Regions from separate parts of the Homo sapiens genome. Here region 2 is linked to region 1. Evidence: read pairs that join two places in POLR2A ChIA-PET (ENCODE). Cell type or tissue: PC-3. All regions are shown on one strand.

Evidence for each region. ChIA-PET counts read pairs that join two places held together with the same protein. Peaks named below come from ENCODE experiments on the same cell type or tissue, not always from the same donor. Only the 100,000 strongest peaks of a DNase experiment are listed, where the experiment ranks them.
Region 2: POLR2A ChIA-PET joins it to region 1 with 12 read pairs; 1 of 35 experiments calls an interaction of 5 or more read pairs at or near these places.

What each region holds. Positions count from the first base shown.
Region 1 is chr12:96,808,592-96,813,591 of GRCh38, forward strand. CFAP54 (cilia and flagella associated protein 54) reads left to right here. Exons shown (of 68, transcript NM_001306084.2): 64 at 3,145-3,251. Among named protein-coding and RNA genes, the nearest start is that of NEDD1, 96 kb to the right of the region's middle. In PC-3, CTCF peaks have their summits at 2,855 and 3,056; DNase peaks (open chromatin) are centred at 1,670, 2,060 and 2,710; H3K4me3 peaks cover 1,516 bases; H3K27ac peaks cover 3,625 bases.
Region 2 is chr12:96,391,995-96,396,994 of GRCh38, forward strand. All of the region lies in intron 1 of CDK17 (cyclin dependent kinase 17), which reads right to left. Among named protein-coding and RNA genes, the nearest start is that of CDK17, 5.9 kb to the right of the region's middle. In PC-3, no CTCF peak of the experiment used is centred here; no DNase peak of the experiment used is centred here; H3K4me3 peaks cover 518 bases.

The sequences.
Region 1 (5,000 bases):
TCGTGGTCTCAAGCTGCTCTCTTATCTGAGGAGGAGCCTTTTATATCTCTGTTTATGTAGTCAAAAACACGTGTGAGCCCAGACTTAATAATAGAAGTGAAGATAATAGATCCAGCTGCCAATCATTAGTATGCACATTTTCTATAAAAAATGCAGACCAGATGTTATAGGCTGCTCCCTGGTGTGTTTCAGACCCTAGAACAGGACTGCGTCAATTACTGGTTAACACATTTTATTCAGGTTTGTCCAAGGGCCAATACCATGACTACATTCCCCTTATATGCTAACAGGGTTGCAGCAAACTAACTGAGATTACCCAGGAGGTAAAAAGACCTTGAATGTCTAACAAAAGATCTTTATTTTAATGCTTAATTCATTGTTTTCTTGGCATAAAATTCTAGGCTGACAGTTATTTTCCCTGAAAATGTGAGGGGCATTATTCCACTTGCAATCTTGCATTGCTGTTGAGAAGTCTGATCCCATTCTGATTCCTAGTTCTTTATTTGTGACTCTGCTAGCTCTCAGTCTTCCCTCTGTCCCGTATGTACTGAAATTCCATGATGCGCATTGGTGTGAGTCTTTCATCTGTTGTGCTGGATATTTAGGGTGGCCCTTTCAAAATGGAAAGTAATATTCTTCAGTTCATGGCCTTTTTTTATTTAATAATTTCCTCCCTCTGATTATCTTAGTACCTTTTGGAATTTCTATTATTCAGTTATTGAACCAATTGGATTAAGTGTTTACTTTTCTCATTTTTTTCCCTATTATCTACGTTTTTAAATTTAGGTTTCACTTTTGGGGAGATGGATTCAACTTTATATTTTCAATCTTTTCTTGATTATTTAGTTGTTTTGATCATATTTTTATTTTTAAGTAGTCTTCCTTGTTCTCTGATTGTCCCATTTTGTTAGTATCCTGTTCTTGTTTCACAGATACAATGTTGTCTTTCTTCTATCTGAGGATATTAATTATGGTTTCATTGGAGTTTTCTCCTGATCTTTGTCTTATATCTTATTCTGCAATTTCCCTTCTGTTAGTTTTAGTTTTTGCCTTTCATTTCCTGTCTAGTGACTCTTGACTGTCTACTTATGTTTGAAGTGAAACACTAAAAAGCATATTTAGTTAGATATTGACTTGTGGGCCTCATTACAGGATAACTGCAGAAGGAGGCAGTAGTTTCACTGGAGGATGATGAAATTTCAGCACCTGTAGGTCTTTTCTCTTTGACATATCAGTTTCCCCAAAGACAATTCTGTTAGACTCCTGCCTAATTTACTACATTCTGAGAAGGGGCTGTTGTGGGGTAGCAGGATGTCTCTCATTCAGAATACAGACTTTCACTTAATTCCAATGTTTTTAGTAAAGCACCTGAGCGTTGTACCTAACGTCCCTTAGCATAGATCCTCTCTGATTTAACATAAGCAGAGAGCAAAATAGAAGAAGTTCAGCCGGGAGAGAGGAGGCAAGGGAAAGGAGGAGTCTCCAGGTTGTACCCACCCAGATGAAAGGGAGGTTGTCTAATGTTACTCCCTGTTTGCAGTGCCACCTACTCCTGCCTTTAAAGGTACCTGAGCCTCCAGTTCCTGAGCTTCTCGGTGTTCTCAGTCATGCTTGTTGTTGGCAACCCCTCTGAAAACACTTAGGACACAGCCTTTCCTTTCTGCTGAGTCAGCTTTGTTCTTCCAGGTGCTTTCTGTCCTTCATAGTGTTGCTAACATCTTTTGTCTGCTTCATCTCCTCTTGTGTTCTTTCTGTCCTTGTGTACTTACGCCTTTTAAAAATACCTTTACTCTTATCTTAGTTTACTTTGTGAGGAAGCAGAGGTAAAGGCATGTGCTTTTAGGGGTGAAGAGAGTTTTTTCCTCCTCTTCTAAAGATTTGGGTCTAATAAAGTCTACCAAAATAATACTGACAATAGATAGCTTAACAGGAGAAAAAGCATACAAATTTAGTAATGTGTATAAGCACAGGAAAATAACAAGAGAATGATTACCCAATTACTCATACCGGAACTGAATGGACCCAAAGGGTAGACCATAGTTTTTGAATGATCTGTTTGAATGGGACCAAGAACAGACAATAGCTTGTGGGAAGTTATGGGAAGAAGAGCGGTAGCACAACACTGCAAACAAAGGTTGTCCGATTATGCAGATAAAGTCTCCCAGGCAATCTCTCCAAGCTGCCCTCAGAAGAATAGACAAAAACTCTGTGTGGGCCTGGTGATGACTTTTAGTCTTTTCTCCTCTCTGGTGCTTAATCTTTCTTGGTTATTTAATGAGATTCCTAGAAAGGGAGCTTCAAGACTATTGTACGTCTTTTGGAAGAAGTTTTCTCAGGCAGATACGGGAACCTCCTGAGAGAGCCCCTACCTGTGCTGGGTTAAAAGGTCTTGGTTCTGAGGTAGTTTCTAAGGCCTTCTAACGTCCTTTGTTACTTTGGGGCTCTGTTCTCTGAGCCTCAATATGCCTAATTACTCGGTTTTGATTGGCAGCTCTGGACAATAGCTTTCTTATATCTGAAATGAAGGAATTAGACCAGATTATCTCTAAGCTTCTGTGACTCTCAAACGCTACAAATCCATAACTAAGTAGGTGCTATAACTTATGCAACTGACTCTAAGAATTGTCAGAATCCAAACAACAGGGAAATTACTAGAGCATGAATCATCAAGGGACGTTTCATCTTAGCTGTGGTGGCTAGAAAGCTGTGTGTGGATTGGATAAATGGAGAGAAGAGGAAGGCAACAGCATAAGTGAACTCATAGAAATGACTATGCCCACTTATGGGAACGGTACACATTGAGAAGTAACAAGGAACAAAGTTGGCTATTTACCAGGTGTATGCTTAATACTTACTGTAGAGGGCCTTCAAAAGCTGAAATATAAACTTAATTGCAATACAAAATGTCACTCTTCAAAAATAATATCATATTGTTACCAAATAGTATTTATTTTCATCCTACAACCTTTGTACAATTCTGGTTCACATCATTTCTCTTTCAGGTGAATTGAAAACCCAATTTTTCTCTTCTAAACAAATACTTTTCAAAGTACAGTGATATTATTTTGTGAACTAATGCTGTAGTTTTTGAGCTAAACTCTAATTTTGATGTCACATTTTATACCCCTTTTATTTTTCTTATAGGTTTTATTGTTGTATGCATATAATTTGAAGCCTCTGAAGATTTCAGATGTTAGACATTCCACTTATAACAGTACATGTGTTGGCTCTTTATGGATTCCACTGAATAGGCAAGTAAAAATTCCACAACTCGAATTGTCTTTGTTGTTATCTCTCACGAGAATAGACTCTTTCAGTAATTGGCAAGGTGTAGCATAGGAGACCTGCTAAAAGGCACTTCGCGAAGAATCTTCCTTTTGTTTAGAGGAATATTATATTGCAGTGCTTAAGGGCATGAACTCTGAATCCTGCCTGCTTCATTCAAATACCAGTTGTGCCCCTTATTACCTTCACAACCTTGGGCAGTTTATGTAACCTCTGTACTTCAGTTTCCTTATAGTAAAATGGGAATAATACTAATAATAGTACTGAGGGTTGCTGAAGGAACAGTTCATACATGCTTCATAGAGATTACAGAGAGCACAAGGATGTTGTCTGTACTATATTTTGCCTGTAGTTTCAGCGTGGTTAAAAAATAATTTAATGTGGCTTTGTATGGAGTTTCAAAATTAAGCCCAAACTCCACTACCTCCCTTGGCCCACCTTTCCCTCTGTGCCCAGTCAGAAGTCTCTGCTTCATCTAGGTTGTTTTCCTCCCTCTCCATCAAACAGGTCATCTCTCTTAACTTTTTGCTCATGCCTCGTTTCTCTCTTCCTGTTTCACTTTACCAATTTCCCTGTTGTTGTTTTTTCATTTATTACTTAGTTTATTTTTGACTCCATTGTTCATTGCCCTTCTGACCTTAGCCTCCATTTCCTCCATTGTAGGATGGAAATGATCATAACTGCTCTGCCTGCCTTTCAGGGTTATTGTCAGGACTAAGATAGACAGTGTGTGAACATGCTTTGAAAAGCTTAACCACTAACGCCTGTTCCATCACTAAAGCCTGTTCCATCACTAACGCCTTTTCCATCAATGGCTTGGTAAACAGAGAATTAGTGTTTCTCTGTCCTTCCTTTGAGAGTCTTGTTTATGTTCCATGATTTTCATTTTGAATGACTTCTTGGCATCACCATGAAAGAGACAAAGGCTGTTTCAAGTGCTGGGCATATTTTCAATTGTTCAGTCAGTTTATTTGTTCCTTCTTTTCTTTCTTTTCTTCTTTTCTCCTCTTCTCTCCTGTTCTTCCCTTCCTTCCCTCCACTCCTCTCCTCTTTATTTTCATTCAGTCAATTTATTTTCTTCCTTCTTTTCCTTTCCCTTTCCTTTCTTCTTTTCCAAGTGAAATGGTCAAAAACTTAGGTACAGGCTACAGACCAGCATAGCTAAGCAACCAAATCAGGTAATTCTGCACTTGCTTTGTAAATCCAGAAATGTAGATTTTTCCAGCCCCATATGATGAAAATGATTATAATTTCTATAAAGTAGAAAGTCATCAAACTGATAAGCTTCTTTTTTTTATTCCAAAAAGTTTTGAATTTTGGTGTACTTCTGATCAATAGTAGGGTTACTAAAATTAGTGACAAGCCCCAGCCACTGAGGCCATCACAGAGGACCATGCCCAACAATCTTTTATCTCCTTGTCCTTTGGTGGCACTGTGAAAATAAACTATTTCTCTCATCCTGGGTGGCATTCCTTGTGTTCTTATGAGGCTCAAGATTAGTACATGGGAAATTGGTCCTGATCATCCTTTGGAAGGCAAAGTAGGAGTAAAACAGGTCAGAAAAAATAGGCCAGAGAAGAAGAAACTTGGATAACCTGCAAATTGGGACATCCTCCTTTTATCATTCACTTCCTCATCTCCTAGTTAAGTTCTCATAAGAAAAAGTATATTTTAATTCTTTGCATTTTTTTACAGCAACAAAGGAAACAATAGTG
Region 2 (5,000 bases), 420 kb before region 1:
ATTCCATCACTTTATTCAATTTAAGAGTATGATAATACGGGAAGAAATACAGAAATGAAAAAAAACACGGCCTCTCTGGAGCACAACGCCAGCCAAAAGAGGGAGAGACCTGAAAATAATTAATTACAACATAACATATTAAGTACTACAGTATACATAAATACTATATAGCAGAACCACCATAACTGTCAGAATGGAACAAAGATCACGTTGGAGAAAGAGACGTTTGGGCTTAAAAATGAGAATTTCTCTACAAGTGTCATAGCATTGTAATATCAACATACCAGTTTCTTCATCTTTGTATCCTAGCCCCTACCATAGTGTCTAGTACAGAGTAGGCAGGTACTTCAGACATGGATGGATGAATGGACGGCAGTACGGAAAAAAGGATAAAATAAGATACATATATAAACATAAAGAAAGAATATGGTTAGATTAAAATGGGACAAAACTGGAGCCAGTAAATCAGATAAGACATTCCAAAACCCTTACGTAAGAAAGTGACACAGGAAAAAATAAATTTAAAAGATATTTAGGAATTAAAATTAACAGGACTTGGTGTGACTAACTGGACTAAGGGGAAATGAGCATAACAGAAAAGCGTAAGAAAGAAGCTGCCAAAGTTTTTGGCTTACGTGACTAGGCTGACAGTGGTACCATTCACTGAAATTGGGAACAGAAATAGGGGATTCGAGTTCAGTTTAGGTAAGGGAGCACTAAGGCAATATCGAGTAGGAAGCTGGAATGCAACTCAGAAAAAGAGGTCTAGATTAGAAATAAAGAGGTGGAGATTATTGCATATGGGTGATGAGAACAAAGCCCTAAATATAGACCAGATTGCCAGGAACACATAAAACCTGGAAAGAAGGCTGTGGACAGAATACTCAGACAACCAACATTGCTGTTATCTTATATGTTACAATATTGCCACATTAAATTATATTGTTACAACACAGATAACGGCTAATACAATATTGAGGACGTAACAAATGCTTTAAAAATACCAACTGCAAACCTGAGTTAATTGAAAAATTAAATTTATTAACTCAAATTGAGACATAAAGGACCACTTCTTAAAACCAATTTAAGGCCAGGCACAGTGGCTCACACCTGTAATCCCAGCACTTTGGGAAGCTGAGGCGGGTGGATCACGAGGTCAGGAGTTCAACACCAGCCTGGCCAAGATAGTGAAACCTCATCTCTACTAAAAACTACAAAAATTAGCAGGGCATAGTGGCAGACACCTGTAATTCCACCTACTCGAGAGGCTGAGGCAGGGAGAATCGCTTGAACCCGGGAGGTGGAGGTTGCAGTGAGCCAAGATTGTGCCATTGTACTCCAGCCTGTGAGGCTCCGCCTCAAAAAAAAAAAAAAAAAAAAAAAAAGCTAATTTAATAGGTCAGACTCAAGGTGCTTAAGTCTAAGGAATCCAATTTTACTTCAGAATCAGTAAAAAATCTGGGCACAGTGGCTCACACCTGTAATTCCAGCACTTTGGGAGGCTGAGGCAGGCAGATTGCTTGAGCTCAGGAGTTCAAGAACAGCTTGGGCAATATGGCAAAACCCCATCTCTACTAAAAACACAAAACTTAGCCAAGACTGGTGGCGCTGAACCTGTAGTCCCAGCTATTTGGGAGGCTGAGGTGGGAGGATCACTGGAGCCCCAGAGATCAAGGCTACAAGAAGCAGTGATCACACCACTGCAATCAACCTGGGTGGCAGAGTGAGACCCTGTATCTTAACAAACACAAACACACACACACATACTCAATGAAAAGCTTCTTTTTCCACCAGAAATAACATTACAAGTCAATAATATAAAATACTAAAATCTAAGTTGTTATACTTCAAAAAATGTTTATTCTAAAATAATACTAAAAAACACATATTAACTAATTTAAAGAAGAGCAAGTCTAAATTTGGAGTGATAAGGGCTTCAATGCTGTTACTTGATAGTTTCTCACAAGTATAGACCAGGTGCAGTGGCTCACACCTGTAATCCCAGCACTTTGGGAGGCCAAGGCAGGCAGATCATGAGGTCAGGAGCTCAAGACCAGCCTGGCCAACATGGTGAAACCCTATCTCTACTAAAAATACAAAAATTAGCTGGACATGGTGGTGCACGCCTGTAATCCCAGCTACTCGGGAGGCTGAGGCAGGAGAATCACTTGAACCCGGGAGGCGGAGGTTGCAGTGAGCCAAGATCACGCCACTGCACTCCAGCCTGGGCAACAGAGTGAGACTCCATCTCAAAAAAAAAAAAAATTTCTCACAAGTATTTACCAACGTTGTTTACATTATTGAATATTAACACATACTAATAACAAACATTACCCATCAATTATAAGAATAGTAGATTAATATGACTTGAGAAGGCCAAAGTTAGTAACTGAACTAGAATACAATGAAAGAGAAATTATCTTTGGGTCCTTTTCCCTTGTTTACAAACATGTACACAAAATGTAGAGTATTCTTGAACATATTTACACTAACAAATGCATAAAAAGAAACAAAAATGTGTTATTAAAAGGTAGAGAAGCACGGGTACGGTGTCTCATACGTGTAATCCCAGCACTTTGGGAGACCGAGGTGCACAGATCACCTGAGGTCAGGAGTTCGAGACCAGCCTGGCCAACATGGTGAAAACCCATCTCTACTAAAAATACAAAATTTAGTTGGACGTGGAAGCTCACACCACCTGTGGTCCCAGCTACTCCGGAGGCTGAGGCACGAGAATAGCTTGAGATCACGCAACTGCAACACTGCACTCCAGCCTGGGCCAACTGAGGGAGAGACTCCGTCTCAAAAAAAAAAAAAGAAAAAAAAAAGGTAGACAAAAAATATTTATTATTTTATTTTTATTTATTATTTATTCAAAAAATCTATAATTTTTTTCCCCCGAGACAGAGTCTTGCTCTGTCGCCAGGCTAGAGTGCAATGGTGCGATCTTGGCTCACTGCAACCTCTGCCTCCCAAGTTCAAGCAATTCTCCTGCCTCAGCCTCCCGAGTAGCTGGGATTACAGGCATGCACCACCGTGCCCAGCTAATTTTTGTATTCTTAGTAGAGACCGGGTTTCACCATGTTGGCCAGGCCGGACTGGAACTCTTGACCTTGTGATCTGCCCGGCTCAGCCTCTCAAAGTGCTGGGATTACAGGCGTGAGCCACCATGCCTCGCCCATATAAATGTTTTAAATTTTTTTAGCATCTTGATTTTTAATTCATTTTGAGCAACATGTCCTACCTTACATATTTTATATACTGCAATCTTTTAATGTAGTAAAACCAGTTCAATGTACTTTAAATCGCATTTTGATGAGCTTTTCTAATATCTCACTCATTGTTTATAGAGTGCAGACAGTAACATTGACTTTTTAACATCTCATCCTCATGGAGACAGTGTAGAGTAGTGGTTTGAATGCCTAAACTGGAATGTCAATGTTACCACAGAGGTCGGTCCCTGGAAACAATGACTTAACCTAAGGTCTTTGTTTCTTCATTTGAAAACAGGCAGAATACCTATATGAAGCGCTTATTGTGAGGATTTCACAAAATAATACTTAGCATAGTGCCTAGTAGAGGAGGTAAATAATTAACGTTAATTTCTTTCACAAAGTTTATGTTATGGACTGAAGATCTGTGTACCCCCAAAATTCACATGTTGAAGTCCAAACCTCCCAGTGTGATGGCTATTAGAGGTGGACCTTTGGGAAGTAATTAGGTTTAGATTAGGTCCTAAGAGTGAGACCCTCTCATGACGGGATTTGTGCCCTTTTAAGTAGAAAAGAAAAAGACATCCTCACCTCTCCCTCCCCTCCCTCCCACTTCACCTGCAGACAGGGAGGAAAGGACTTAAGAGTGCCCAGGGAGAAGACAGCTGAGAGGGCAGGTGCTTAGCTGATTTCAGACTTCCAGCCCCGGACCTGTGAGAAAATACGTCTGTGTTTTAAGCCACCTCAATGTATGGTATTTTGTTATAGTACCCCAAGTAAAATAAGGTGATATCAAAAAATATTTTCAAAAGGAGACTTTGGAGAGCAAGATAATTTTCACCTCATCCCAATATGCCATAGATCTGTAAATCTACATCCTCAAACAGTATTCAGTATTGCAGGTTACTGCAGAACACGGTAACATTACTTATTAGATTTACTGGTAGATGTCTATTGATTTTCCATGTTGGCCAACAGGGAGAGGCAGACAGGCTGGGAACAATAAACTACACTGAGGTATATTCAATACACTTCTCTGGCCCTTGGCAATTCCTCTTGCCAGGTCAATATTTTGCAGATATCAAAAGTAACCACCAACTAACTATATTGGAAGCAAAATAATGACAAAGAATCCACTGATGACAATAAAAATTCTTAAAAGCCAGTCTAACTGGTCCTCTCCCCATCAGTTCAAAGAAATTGCCAACATTGTAGATTGAATGCTAGTGAACTACACTAGGTTCGCTATTACAGGCAGTTTTTTTAACTTCAAAAATGCTACATAAAGCACATTTTTAAATGCCATAAACCTATTGTTTATCTTCTGCATTTAAAATGCAAAATGCCATTATCACTTTATGAAATATACTTTAAATACCGATTTCCTGTTTAAAAGTTTAGGCAAAAATTATCCATTCAAAATTCAAAAGAACCTAAAACTATTCATCCTTCCCATGTATGAAAACTGAGACAATTTTTTAAACAGGTAAAATTCCCTAGAGAATATAATTTTTACAATATAGCAATAAAGTAATTATCCATCCTGAAAGTCTAAAACAAACAAAACAAACAAACAAACAAAAAATACAAAGAACATCCTGGAAATCTAAATGCCATGTAAAAGAATGCTAGCCCATGACGGTAAAATTTTCTAAAGACTAGGAAACATCAATAAAGATTCAAAATGTAATGTCTTATAAATATTCAGCATTAGTAGACAATAACAAAGAAAATCATAGGGTAAAAATTTTTGTGTTCACAGATAACTGTTATAATATTAAGGGACAT